Regions from separate parts of the Homo sapiens genome. Here region 1 is linked to region 2. The links are chromatin contacts, found by Hi-C or POLR2A ChIA-PET in ENCODE. All regions are on one chromosome and are shown on one strand. Each heading gives the region's core, a stretch centred on a gene start or an enhancer-like site at or near the end of the contact. The rest is flanking DNA. Distances are from core to core; before and after follow the strand shown. Region 1 overlaps BLM (BLM RecQ like helicase). Region 2 overlaps CRTC3-AS1 (CRTC3 antisense RNA 1).

The links. Hi-C counts contacts between places; a loop is a spot of excess contacts on that map. ChIA-PET counts read pairs that join two places held with the same protein, here RNA polymerase II (POLR2A). Pooled maps may share reads with other maps.
Region 1: a loop to region 2 is called in a map of right cardiac atrium, with 3 times the contacts of the local background. The contact joins two enhancer-like sites. A Hi-C loop is called at or near these places in 5 of 168 maps with a recorded cell type or tissue (CD14-positive monocyte, CD8-positive, alpha-beta T cell, PC-9 and 2 more), 12 of 37 single-sample maps with no recorded cell type and 8 of 50 pooled maps. POLR2A ChIA-PET finds 5 or more read pairs at or near these places in 7 of 52 experiments (B cell, GM10248, GM12878 and 4 more).

What each region holds. Positions count from the first base shown.
Region 1 is chr15:90,776,413-90,782,549 of GRCh38, forward strand. The region is part of intron 12 of BLM (BLM RecQ like helicase); the gene reads left to right. Among named protein-coding and RNA genes, the nearest start is that of BLM, 62 kb to the left of the region's middle. Within about 2 kb of position 4,684, at least 3 of the 41 ENCODE cell types and tissues checked have a DNase peak (open chromatin) inside an H3K27ac peak, as active enhancers do.
Region 2 is chr15:90,645,670-90,652,245 of GRCh38, forward strand. All of the region lies in intron 2 of CRTC3-AS1 (CRTC3 antisense RNA 1), which reads right to left. Among named protein-coding and RNA genes, the nearest start is that of LINC01585, 11 kb to the right of the region's middle. RefSeq lists a silencer at 935-1,118. Within about 2 kb of position 2,867, at least 28 of the 41 ENCODE cell types and tissues checked have a DNase peak (open chromatin) inside an H3K27ac peak, as active enhancers do.

The DNA of each region.
Region 1 (6,137 bases), core at 3,434-5,933, 130 kb after region 2:
ATGGAAGAGTTGGGGAAATCAAAATACTGTTAGTTTCAGTATACCTTTCCAATATGATATTTTTGACAAAATACTTTTATTGTGTGATACGCTTTTCTAATAACTTTTTTGTTGTTGTTTTTTGAGACAGAGTCCCAATCTTTCACCCAGGATGGAATAAGTACAGTGGTGCGATCTCGGCTCACTGCAACCTCTGCCTCCCAGGCTCAATTTATCCTCCTGCCTCAACCCGCCAAGTAGCCAGGACTACAGGCGTGCACCACCATGCCTGGCTAATTTTTATGTTTTTTGTTTGTGTTGTTTTTTTCGTAGAGACGGAGTTTCACCATGTTGCCCAGACTGGTCTCGAACTCCTGAGCTCAAAGGATCTGCCTGCCCCGGCCTCCCAAAGTGCTGGGATTACAGGCGTGAGCCACCATTCCCAACCATATTGTGTGACATACTTTTAAATAGAGTTTTGTCAAAACTGTGGCTATAGATTAGCTCTTTCCAAAAATGGGAAATGACCACCATATAACCTAATTGGTAAAGCCAGTCTTTATTGCTAAATTAGACTTCTTTTCTTTGTGGGTTTTGTTTTGTTTTGTTTTGTTTTTGTTTTTGTTTTGGAGATGGGGTCTTACTCTCACTATGTTGCCCAGGCTGGTCTTGAACTCCTGGGCTTAAGTGATGTTCCTGCCCTAGCCTCCTGAGTAGCTGGGACTACAGGCACATACTACCATGCCTGGCTGGCTTCATTTTCCTTTTCTTTTTTGAGGGGGGTGGGGGGAATGGAGTTTCACTCTTGTTGCCCAGGCTGGAGTACAGTAGCTCACCGCAACCTCCACCTCCGGGATTCAAGTGATTCTCCTGCCTCAGCCTCCCAAGTAGCTGGGATTACAGGCGCCCGCCACCATGCCCAGCTAATTTTTTGTATTTCTGGTAGAGACAGGGTTTCACCATATTGCGCAGGCTGGTCTTAAACTCCTGACCTCAGGTGATCTGCCCGCCTCGGCCTCTGAAAGTGCTGGGATTAGAGGCGTGAGCCACTGCACCTGGCCTCATTTTTCAATTCACATAAACTATTTAGTACACATCCCATGACAACTATTGTCAATTCCAAAAGCAACAAGCTGAGCTCTAATTGACTTTGTTTCCTCACACAACACTTTGAAAAGACATGAGTTTGACACCCCAAACAGGATAATATTTACCATTTTAATGGTAATATCCAGCAGAACCTTAGACAAGAAACAGTAGAATCTAACTTTTAAGAAAACTTTATTAAAATGTAATTCACACACTATAAAATTCATCCATTTAAAGGGTACAATTTAGTGGGTTGCTTTTTTTCTGTATTTTCACAGAATTGTACAACCATCCCCAATATCTAAGTTTACAGCATTTTTATCACCCCAGCGAGAAACCTGGTACCCATTAGCAGCTGCTCCGCATCTTCTCCCTCTTGTTTGTGCCCGGCTTCTTTCACTGAGCGTAGTTTTCAAGGGTCATCCATGTTGTAGCATTGGTCAGTAAGTACTTCATTCATTTTTATAGCTGAATAATATTGCAGTGTATCAGTATTTTGCATTTTATTTATCCATTTATCAATTGATGGGAACTGTCTGTAACTAGGTATTTGGTAATTCCAAACATCTTATTTTCCAACAGGCAGAGTAAGATTTGTTACATGTAATAAACTCCAAGGGTCTATTAACTTTTTCATTATAACAAATTGTGTAAATATTGCTTTCAGTTAGTTACCCACAGTCCTTTTGCAGTAGAGATAGTTGTCTTGGTTTTAATTGGATTCATGATCTACAACTTTATGTTCTAATCTCATGTCATTTTTATTATTTTTAGTAAAAGTAATTTGTTTGACTAAATTAACTGGTAAACAGTTCTGAGCTTTTTCAATTGTGTCTACAAATTTTAAGAAATTCAGATTATGTGCCAGATGTTTTTAGTAACAGCTTTGTTGCGGTATAATCCACATACCATACAATTCCCATATTTAAAAAGTACAATTCAAAGTTTTTAGTATATTCAGAATTGTACAACCATTGCCAGAGTTTTAGAACATTTCATCACCCTCCAAAAACACCCATGCCCATTGCAGTTCAATCTCCTTTTCCCCTCACATCCCCATCCTGCCAGCCCTAGGCAACCACTAATCTGCTTTCTATGTATAGATTTGCCTACTCTGGGTATCTCGTGTAAATAGAATCATCCAATATGTGATCTTTTTTGTGACTGTCTACTTAGCATAATGTTTTCACGGTTTATTGGTGAATAATATTCCATTGTAGACGTCTACGACATTTTATTCATCAGTTGATATTGGGTTGTTTCCATTTTTATTTTTTACTATTATGAATAATGCTGGTATAATCATACATGTATAAATTTTTGTGTGGACATATGTTTTCATTTCTCTTAGGTATATGCCCAGGAGTGAAATTATTGGGTCATATAGAAACTCTATGTTTAACCCTTTCTTTTTTTTTTTTTTGAGACGGAGTCTCACTCTGTAGCCCAGGCTGGAGTGCAGTGGTGCGATCTTGGCTCACTGCAACCTCCACCTCCCAGGTTCAAGTGATTCTTCTGCCTCAGCTTCCTGAGTAGCTGAGACTACAGGTGTGCGCCACCACGCCCAGCTAATTTTCGTATTTTTAGTAGAGATGGGGGTTTCCCCATATTGGCCAGGCTGGTCTTGAACTCCTGACCTCATGATCCGCCCAACTCAGCCTCCCAAAGTGCTGGAATTACAGGCATGAGCCACCGTGCCCAGCCTATGTTTAACGTTTTAAAGAACTGTCGCACTGTTTTCCAAAGTGGCTGTGCCATTTTACATTTTCACTAGCGATGTATGAGGGTTCTAATTTTTTCATATCCTCACCAACACTTGTTTTTGTCTCTCTTTTTGACCCAAAGATTTTTTTAAATTAATAAAACACTTTTCTGAAAATAAATATATTTTTTTAATGTGGGAAAAAGCAATAAGGCCATTGTTATGCCCAGTCACCATAGCATTCCTATCGGTGGAGAGACTCATGCACCGTTTCCAACTTAAGCCCAAATCAACTCAAATGCATTTTAAGATTTTCTTCATCATTTGTATTCCTAGACAATTCTTTAATCTACTACCTTTTTTGCCACAATCTGCTACACATTCTGCCTTTTCAAGCACTAAAAGGACTCTAGGAGTTTTTTGCAAAGAAATGCTGTCATAAGAGTGGTGGTATCAAAGTATTGTTTAACGGTAGTCTCAAAGACTTTCAGGGTAATGCATTCTGTGATTATAGAGATGAAAGAAACAACATCATAAAGTGAAGGTCATCTTCATTCCCACCACCTTATTCTCAGTATATCTGAAATCAGAACATCCTAATAAGGACCAAAATACTTTGTTCCTAGTTATTCTTCACCCTTAACAGAAATAAGTAAAACACCGAAAGATATGAGGCCCTCCTACCAAGGATTTCTAGTGCTTTAATTAAAGAAAATTTCACCTACACTCATACTATTTTTCAGTTTGCTTTGTTTGGTGTCCTGGAGGTTTTTACATCCTGGAACAGTGCACAGTGGTAAAATTCAGAATGGATGAAAAGTAGGATTGGTTTGTTTGTTTTCAGGAAGTGAGGCAATCGTAAAAGGGAAAAATGGGAAAGGCGAAACAAGCAGGATGTCTTTTTTTTTTTTTTTTTCTTTTTAGACAGAGTCTCACTCTTCGCCCAGGCTGGAGTGCAGTGGTGTGATGTCGGCTCACTGCAACCTCCGCCTCTCAGGTTCAAGCGATTCTCCTGCCTCAGCCTCCTGAGTAGCTGGAATTACAGGCACGTGCCACCATGCCTGGCTAGTTTTTGTATTTTTAGTAGAGACAGGGTTTCACCATGTTGGTTAGGCTGGTTTCAAACTCCAGATCTCATGATCTGCCCGCCTTGGCCTCCCAAAGTGCTGGGATTACAGGCGTGAGCCACCGCGCCCGTCCAGGATGTCTTTTTTCTAATTAGAGACGAGGGTCTCACTTTGTTGCCCAACTGGTCTTGAATTCCTGGGCTCAAGTGATCCTCCTGCCTTGGCCTTCCAAAATGTTGAGATTATTGATGTGAGCCACCACCCCTGGCCAGAATTTCTTGTCTGTGGGAGCATTCTCAGATCAGTCTTATGAAAAAGGACAGCCAGCCCTTCCTATCTGCAGTTTCTGCATCTGCAGATTCACCCAACTGTATATCAAAAACATTTGAAAGAAAAATAGTTTCTGAAAGTTTCAAAAAGCAAGATTTGAATTTGCTGAGCACCAAGCGCTATGCTGTGTCCACATGAATGAAGTGATGTGTAGGCATACTCTGCTGTATCCTCCCGCCAGGACAGAAGAAAAATGTCACATAGTTACTGACAGTACAGTGTAGCAACTATTTACATGGCATTTATTTAATACATTGTATTGAGTATTATAAGTAATCTAGAGATGGTTTAAAGTGTGCAGGAGGATGTGCATAGGTTATATACATATACTACACCATTTTATATCAGGGACTTGAGCATCCTTGGATTTAGGTATCCGAGGAGGCCCTAGAACCAATCCCCCATGGGAAACCAAGGGATGTGAAAATTGAGGGTCTGAATTTGTTTAAGATTCACAGAACAGACTGAAAAGACAAGAGAGGAGATAATGGAGAGAACAAGCTCACTGAGGAAGTGGGCGGGAGGAAATGGGGCAAGAATAGTAGACCAGAGGAAGAGGAGGAGCACATCTGTCTCAGAGTCAGCCACATTTTATTTGGGGCCAAGAACAAAAATAAAGTGACTGTAATCAGTAGGGCTTTAACTCCTTCTGCTGTCCTGCAGTTAGCTTTTTATGTATCCTGGGGTGTCCAATCTTTTGGCTTCCCTGGGCCATACTAGAAGAAGAACGATTGTCTTGGACCACACATAAAATACACTAACTGGCCGGGTATGGTGGCTCACACCTGTAATCCCAGCACTTTGAGAGGCCAAGGTGGGCAGATCACCTGAGGTCAGGAGTTTGAGACCAGCCTGGCCAACATGGTGAAACCCCATCTCTACTAAAAATAACAAAAATGAGCTGGGTGTGGTGGCGGGCACCTGTAATTCCAGCTATTCAGGAGGCTGAGGCAGGAGAATTGCTTGAACCCAGGAGGTAGAGGTTGCAGTGAGCCAAGATCGCACCCTTGCACTCCAGCCTGGGTGACAAGCGCGAGACTCCCTCTCAAAAAAATAATAATACACTAACAGTAACAATAGCTGATGAGCTTTATAAAAGAATCATAAAAAATCTCACTGTTTTAAGAGAGCTTATGAATTTGTGTTGGACCACATTCAAAACCATCCTGGGCTGCATGTGGCCCGTGGGCTGCGGGTTGGATGAGCTTGAGTACCTGGTCAAAATTTGGGAACATTGATGGCCTAAAAATACGTATATTTCCTGTGTGATTTCCTTAATATTTTAAATAATGTTCTAACCATCTCTGCTTTTAGTCAGCCTCATCTTGGAGTCAAGAGACTGGGCTCCTGACTTACTTTGTCTTTCTATATGTTTTCTCTTCCACAATCCTAATTTTTTGTCATCTAGTCCCATAAACATTCCCTCTTTATCACCATTCTTTTCTTTAACCCTTAGCCTTACTTCCATTTCAGTGTTCTATTGTGTAAGCTGCTAGCGACAATATTCAACTTAAGACTACTTGGTAGGCTGGGCCCGGTGGCTCATGCCTGTAATCCCAGCACTTTGGGAGGCCAAGGCAAGTGGATTGCTTGAGGTCAGGAGTTCGAGACCAGCCTGGCCAACATGGTGAAACTCTGTCTCTACTAAAAATACAAAAATTAGCTGGGCGCGATGGTGGGCATCCATAATCCCAGCTACTTGGGAGGCTGAGGCAGGAGAATGGCTTGAACCCAGCAGGCAGAGGTTGTAGTGAGCCAAGATTGTGCCACTGCACTCCAGCCTGGGCGACAGAGTGAGACTCTGTCTCAAAAAAAAACAAAACAAAACAAAACAAAAACTACTTGATATTAGCTTGGGCTGCTATGACAGAATACTGTAGACTGGGTGGCTTAAACAACAGAAATTTATTTCTCTTGGTTCTGAAAGCCAGGAAGTCCAAGATCAAGATGCTGGCAGATCCCAAGTCAGA
Region 2 (6,576 bases), core at 1,617-4,116:
CACATCTAGCACTTGTCATAAAGGTGACTGTCTCCTGAAATCCTACCTGGAAATCCTGTTTCTGACTTTAACTTCCTGAGCCCCCATTTCCACTCTGGTCTACACACACCCTGTTCTTTGACCGCACTGAGAATTCTTCCGTGTCCCCTCTTCTCAGCCTGCCCGTCCTCTCCTAGCTTCCCTTGCTTCTGCCCGGGCCCACCTGGCTCGTGGCCTCCGTGGCACCCCCAGGCCCCTTCTCCTGCCACCACGCCACTCTTCCTCCTCAAGACCTGCCACCACGTCACTCGGGCTGAGCTTTCTGTTGCTGGGAGCCCTGCGGGAAGAACCAGCACTTCCAGGCTGTGCTGACCCAGCCCTCTCCTGCCACGTGGGGCACCCACGCCCTCCTCTCCTCAAGGCTCATCAGACCACATGAGGCCTTCTTGCCTCCCATCCAGGCCACCTGGGCCAGCTCCCGCCGTGTCCCAGCTGCTCCCCATTCCGTCCCATGGCCCGTCGCGCCTTCCCCAGCGTCCCTATGCCTTACGAGGTCCTGTTTCCACGTCAACCTGACCTTCCGCAAGGACTTGCTGATGTTCTAGGGCCTTCTACTTAGCCCTCTCTGATGGCACCTCCCCATCAGCCTGTGAAGATGCCCAGTCTCCTTCCTCAGAACAAACAGAAAACTCTCCTTTCCCCGCCGGCTACCCCTCATGCCACAGCCCTGTGTCCTGCCTCTCCTGGAGGAGCACTCCTGCTCAGCCTCCTTCTGCCCGCAGCCCCAGGGAGCCCTCCAGGATTCCCTACTCTCCTGCCTCTGTCCAAGGCCCTCTGATGTCAGCCGCATCCTGACCCTTTGGCCACTCTCTCCCCTCCGAAATCCTCTCTGGCTCCAGTAAGGCTTTTCTGCATATTCTACCACCCAGGCCATGCCTGTCTCCTATCATCCTCCCCCTCCACCATCATCTTCTTTCCATCGACCTCCCAAACCAACTTCTCCAGCCCTCCAAGCAGACGACCCTCATACTTAGCCCTCTCCCCACCTGCCTATCAGCCAGTGCTCATGCCCACCCCACCCCTTGTTTTCTGGAGATCCGGGTCCACCTGCAATTGACATCCAGCTTCCCCACAGGGCTCCAAACTCTGCAAGCACAGGGGCATGTTTACTTGTATGCCACTTCCCCAGCACCTGGCACACAGTAGGGGCTCGAAAAATCCGCAAATTCTTCCGAACTGTTGACAGCAGCTTCCTTCTCTTGGAGCTCAGCCCCCATCACCGCCATGGAGCTGGAGACCAGGTGTCCTCCAAACACCTCCTCTTCCTCACCTCTCCTCCTCCTGCACACCCCAACTCCTCCACACCCACTCCCCCTCTACAATCCTCCTCCTCCTCAACCCTCCTCCTCACCCCTCCTCCTCCACAATCCTCCTCTTATTCCACACCCCTCCTCCTCCAACCCCTCCTCCAAAGCCCTCCTTCTCCTCCACACCCCTCCAAATTCCACAGCCCTCCTCCACCTCTACACCCACTGCTCCTCCACAATCCTCCTCCACACCCCTCCTCCTCCACAATCCTCCTCCACACCCCTCCTCCTCAATCCTCCTCCACACCCCTCCTCCTCAATCCTCCTCCACACCCCTCCTCCTCCACAATCCTCCTCCACACCCCTCCTCCTCCACAATCCTCCTCCACACCCCTCCTCCTCAATCCTCCTCCACACCCCTCCTCCTCCACAATCCTCCTCCACACCCCTCCCCCTCACCCCTTCTCCTCCACCACACCCCTCCTCCTCCACACCCCTCCTCCGCCTCACACCTCCCTCACCCCTCCTCCTCCACACCCCTCCTCATCCTCCACACCCCTCCTCCGCCTCACCCCCCTCCTCCTCACCCCTTCTCCTCTCCACATCCCTCCTCCTCAACCCTCCTGCTCCACATCCCTCCCCCTTCACACCCCTCCCCCTCCCCCTTCACACCCCTCCTCATCCTCCACACCCCTCCTCCTCACCCCTCCTCCTCCTCACCCCTCCTCCTCCACACCCCTCCTTCTCCTCACCCCTCCTCCTGTGCCATCTTTTCAAACACAGGATACTTTAATCTTGAAAAGTACTGAATTTGTATACTTGTTTTGAAATACTAAATTTTCGATCTGGAAGGAATGATTTTAGATCTTATTTTGGGCCAGGCACAGTGGCTCATGACTGTAATCCCAGCACTTTGGGAGGCTGAAGCCGGAGGATCACCTGAGGTCAGGAGTTCGAGACCAGCCTAGACAACATGGTGAAACCCCATCTCTACCAAAAATACAAAAATTATCCGGGTGGGCGTCTGTCATTCCAGCTACTGGGGAGGCTGAGGCAGGAGAATTGCTTGAACCCAGCAGGCAGAGGTTGCAGTGAGCAGAGATCACACCACTGCACTCCAACCTGGGTGACAGAGCGAGACTCTGTCTCAAAAAAAATTAAAAATAAAAATAAAAAAAGATCTTTTTGGTCCATTTTACCTAATAAAGCTGTATGGTAGGCAGGTATGGAAATTGGGGTTTACAATAAACCAGCTATATGCTGCTATGTCCTCATGTGGACACTAGGTGGAGCTGCAACTATAAGAGTGGCTCTTAGGACCCAGAACAGGACAGAGAGCCCCGGACCCCCTCAACTTTAGCCCTTGAACTGGGCTGGCAGTGGTGTTGGCTAGAATTGAATTGTATGATATGGAGTAATAAGTATCCTTAGTGACCACCCAGACTACCAGACACTGCACCGTCAGAAGCATTCAAACCAGAGTGACTCCATCTTGAACAGGGGCTGTGGGTAAAATGAGGCTGAGACCTGCTGGGCTGCATTCCCCGGAGGTTAGGCATTCAAAGTCACAGGAGGAGACAGGAGATAGGCACAAGATACAGATCACAAAGATCACACTGATAAAACAGGATGCAATAAAGAAACTGCCAGAACCCGCCAAAACCAAGATGATGACGAAAGTGACCTCTGGTTGTCCTCACTGTTCATTATTCACTAACTATAATACATTAGTTGCTAAAAGACACTCCCAGCAGCGCGTGACAGTTCACAAGTGCCATGGCAACGTACGGAAATTACCCTATATGGTCGAAAAGGAAGAGGAACCCTCAGTTCCAGGAAATTCCCACCCCATTCCTGGAAAACTCATAAATAATCCACTCCTTATTTACCGTATGATCAAGAAATAACCATAAGTCTACTGAGTCGAGCAGCCCGTGCTGCTGGGGTAGCCCCTTTTTTATTCATTTACTTTCTTAATAAACTTGCTATCACTTTGTCAGCTTACTTTTGAATTCCTGCATGAAGCCAGGAATCCATGTGGCCTCCCAGGCTGAACCCTGTGACAGCACCACACACATCCCTCACATCAACCTGAAAACGAGGCAGGGCATGGAGGACTTCTTTTTTTTTTTTTTTTTTTTTTCCGAGACAGAGTCTCGTTCCGTCGCCCAGGCTGGAGTGCAGTGGTGTGATCTTCGCTCACTGCAACCTCCGCCTCCCGCGTTCAAGTGATTCTCCTGCCTCAGCCTCCCGAGTAGCTGGGATTACAGGCATGTGCCAGCACACCTGGCTGATTTTTGTATTTTTCGTAGAGATAGCGTTTCACCATGTTGGCCAGGCTGGTCTCAAACTCTTGACCTCGGGTGATCCACCTGCCTCGGCCTCCCAAAGTGCCGGGATTACAGGCGTGAACCACTGCCCCTAGCCAAGGATGACTTCTTGAGTTTACAGAAGAGGAAACAGGCCCATAGAGGCTCTGTCACCCAACTAAACAGTGAAGGCACAAAGCCTGGACCCAGTGGGCCTCACATCAAGGCCTCCTGACCTCACCAGCCCAGAACCCAGGGCTCCAAAGTGCATCCTTCAGGATCTGCTCACAAGTTTCCCTCCCCTGTGCACCCCCGGCCCCCGACTACGCCCATCACCAGGGTGAGGGGTGCGGAAATGAATCGCACCCTTCACCCTGCAGAGGTGGGCTCTGAGCAGCCCCTCTGGGAAGGGTCCCCACGGATCCCAGTGAGATAGAAGCCTGGCAAAGGAACACGTGTTTTTTTTTTCTCTCTCTCTTTTCCAGACATGTATTTTAATTTTTTAAAAAAGCTTTGCTCTGATAAAAATAGTGCATGCTCATTATAAGAAATTCAAGTAACACCGAAGAGTACCAAAAACAAAAATTTCAAGTGGTCCGGAAATCCAGCACCCCAGAAATAATCATGGCTGACACCCAGGAAACATGGATGGAGACATCTCTCTACGCACATATTCAAAGGAGTTTTTTTAACCAAAATGGGCTCATACAATACATACTCTTTTTAGAAAAAGTGCCATACTTAAATTTAACAGAACAAAAGGCAACTTAAATGTAACTAAAGAAATTACCAAGCTGCAAATAATGACGCTGCTTCTTCTGGTTCTAAATTATTTCTCTAAAGGAAAGAAAAATATTAAGCAGCTGGATTCATTCTTTCAGCATGTTTCAACTATAGATGGCATCTCTTGACAACCTACGATTTAGGATAAGGAAATGAGCTCACCACCACTTCCTAGCTCCTTCCCCCTCCCAAATTTTGTGAGTTCGTGTTTTTACATTGTCAAGGTTTATACTACTTACATCCTGTCCTGTAACCATCGTTCCCACCATTGTTTGGCCTGTTGTGTGTGTATGGATTCCCTGTTCCACCGCCTGTCCTTCTAGAATGGGTTTTTCCATTCTTGGGTTATTTTCCTTCACCTCATGGCTACCTTGACTTTGTCATCAAGGAGTCTTTTCAAGGTCTGAGTTGGTCACAGTCACAGGGATGTCACTGCTGGACTGCAAGGTTGGAGACTGAACTCTGAAATGGGAGTGAGTGGGCTATATAACTGACTCAGGCTCGATGGAATTTACAGGAAAGGGACAAAGCACTGTACCCTCCATTACGATGACTTGCTAAAAACCACTGTGTCTTGAACTTGTATCTGGTGACACAGAGTTGAAGTTTTAGAATTTGGAAATAAAATGACTGGGGTGGGGTCCCAAGTACTGTGTTCAAGGAAAGGACATGCCAGGCTGCGGGACCTCAATGCCTCCTCCCCATCAACCCTTTGACAGCTGTGCCCTATCCCACCTTGGAGGCCAAAGCAACTCCCTCCTGGGTGCTAATGCGTCATGTTGACTTCTGATTAACCCCACTTCCAGGAATGCCTTTAAGATTTCTACTTTTATCTACTGTTAAGAGCACACACTTACTGTAAATATGTTATTATAAACACTGTAAATCTGTATCATAAAACTGTGGTGCTGTAAACACTATAAATATGTTATCATAACCCTATGGTATATATGCCCTGGGTCTCGGGGGGGCAACAATGTGGGGATCCACCATCTCCTGGCTGCCCGAGACATGGCTTTTGTTTCTAAGTCCCTATTAAATGTTCCTAAGCAACTGGATTTGTCAGCCTCTGTGTTCAGCCTCTCAGCTCCCTCGGCCTTTGGGATTAGGTTTGCATACACCTGCTCACCGTGCAACACCCATCTTCACTTAGAAAAATCTAACTTCTCCTTCCAGGCCTAGGTCAAGTGACACCTCCTCTGTGAAGCCTTCTGTGAGGTTTGGATTCTCATTTGCAAATATTTACTTCCCTCCCCTCCTACTGTGGGATCTCTAGGCTCTACCCCCCCATTTTTAAAAAGATTTCCCATCCGTCTAGGTGTCTCCCATCTACTTGACCCCCAAGCCCAGAAAACAGGCACCCGCAGACCTAATGGCAGGCCTTGCCAGCTGCCCCCAAGCCCCTTTGCCCTCGGGCTCGGCTACGTGATTTGCTTTGGCCGGTGACATGCTGGAGATACGACCAAACAGCAAAGCCTTGACATGGGGTCAGGAGGCCTTGGAGCCCGGCCCACTGGGTTCAGGCCCTTGCACCTTGACATGGGCTCGGTGACACGGCTCACCCTCTTGTGCTTCTGCCATTGCCACTAGCACAGCTACTCCCTGGGTAGCCCATTGGTCCCAGAAGAATGAGAGACAGGACAGACCTTAACCAAACCCATGCCCAGGAGCCATCTAGCCAGGTCCGGCTGAAATCGGCAGGGCTGCCCCAGAAATCTACAGACACGTGAGCCAAAGATAAACGCTGAGAGTAGTAAGCCACTGAATTATGGCCATTTGTTACACAGCATATATGTGACAACAGTTGACTGATACACCACCTCTGTTCATTTCCCTTTGTGCTTGAGTTGCACTTGATTTCCACGGCTTTACTTTTTTTTTTTTTTTTTTTTTTTTTGAGACTGAGTCTCGCTCTGCCACCCAGGCTGGAGTGCAGTAGTGCAATCTCAGCTCACCGCAAGTTCCACCTCCCAGGTTCACGCCATTCTCCTTCCTCAGCCTCCCGAGTAGCTGGGACTACAGGCGCCCGCCACCACGCCTGGCTAATTTTTTTTTTTTTTTTTTGGTACTTTTAGTAGAGACAGGGTTTCACCATGTTAGCCAGGATGGTCTCAATCTCCTGACCTCGTGATCCACCCACCTCGGCCTCCCAAAGTGCTGGGATTACAGGCGTGAGCCACCATGCCTGGCCAGCTTTA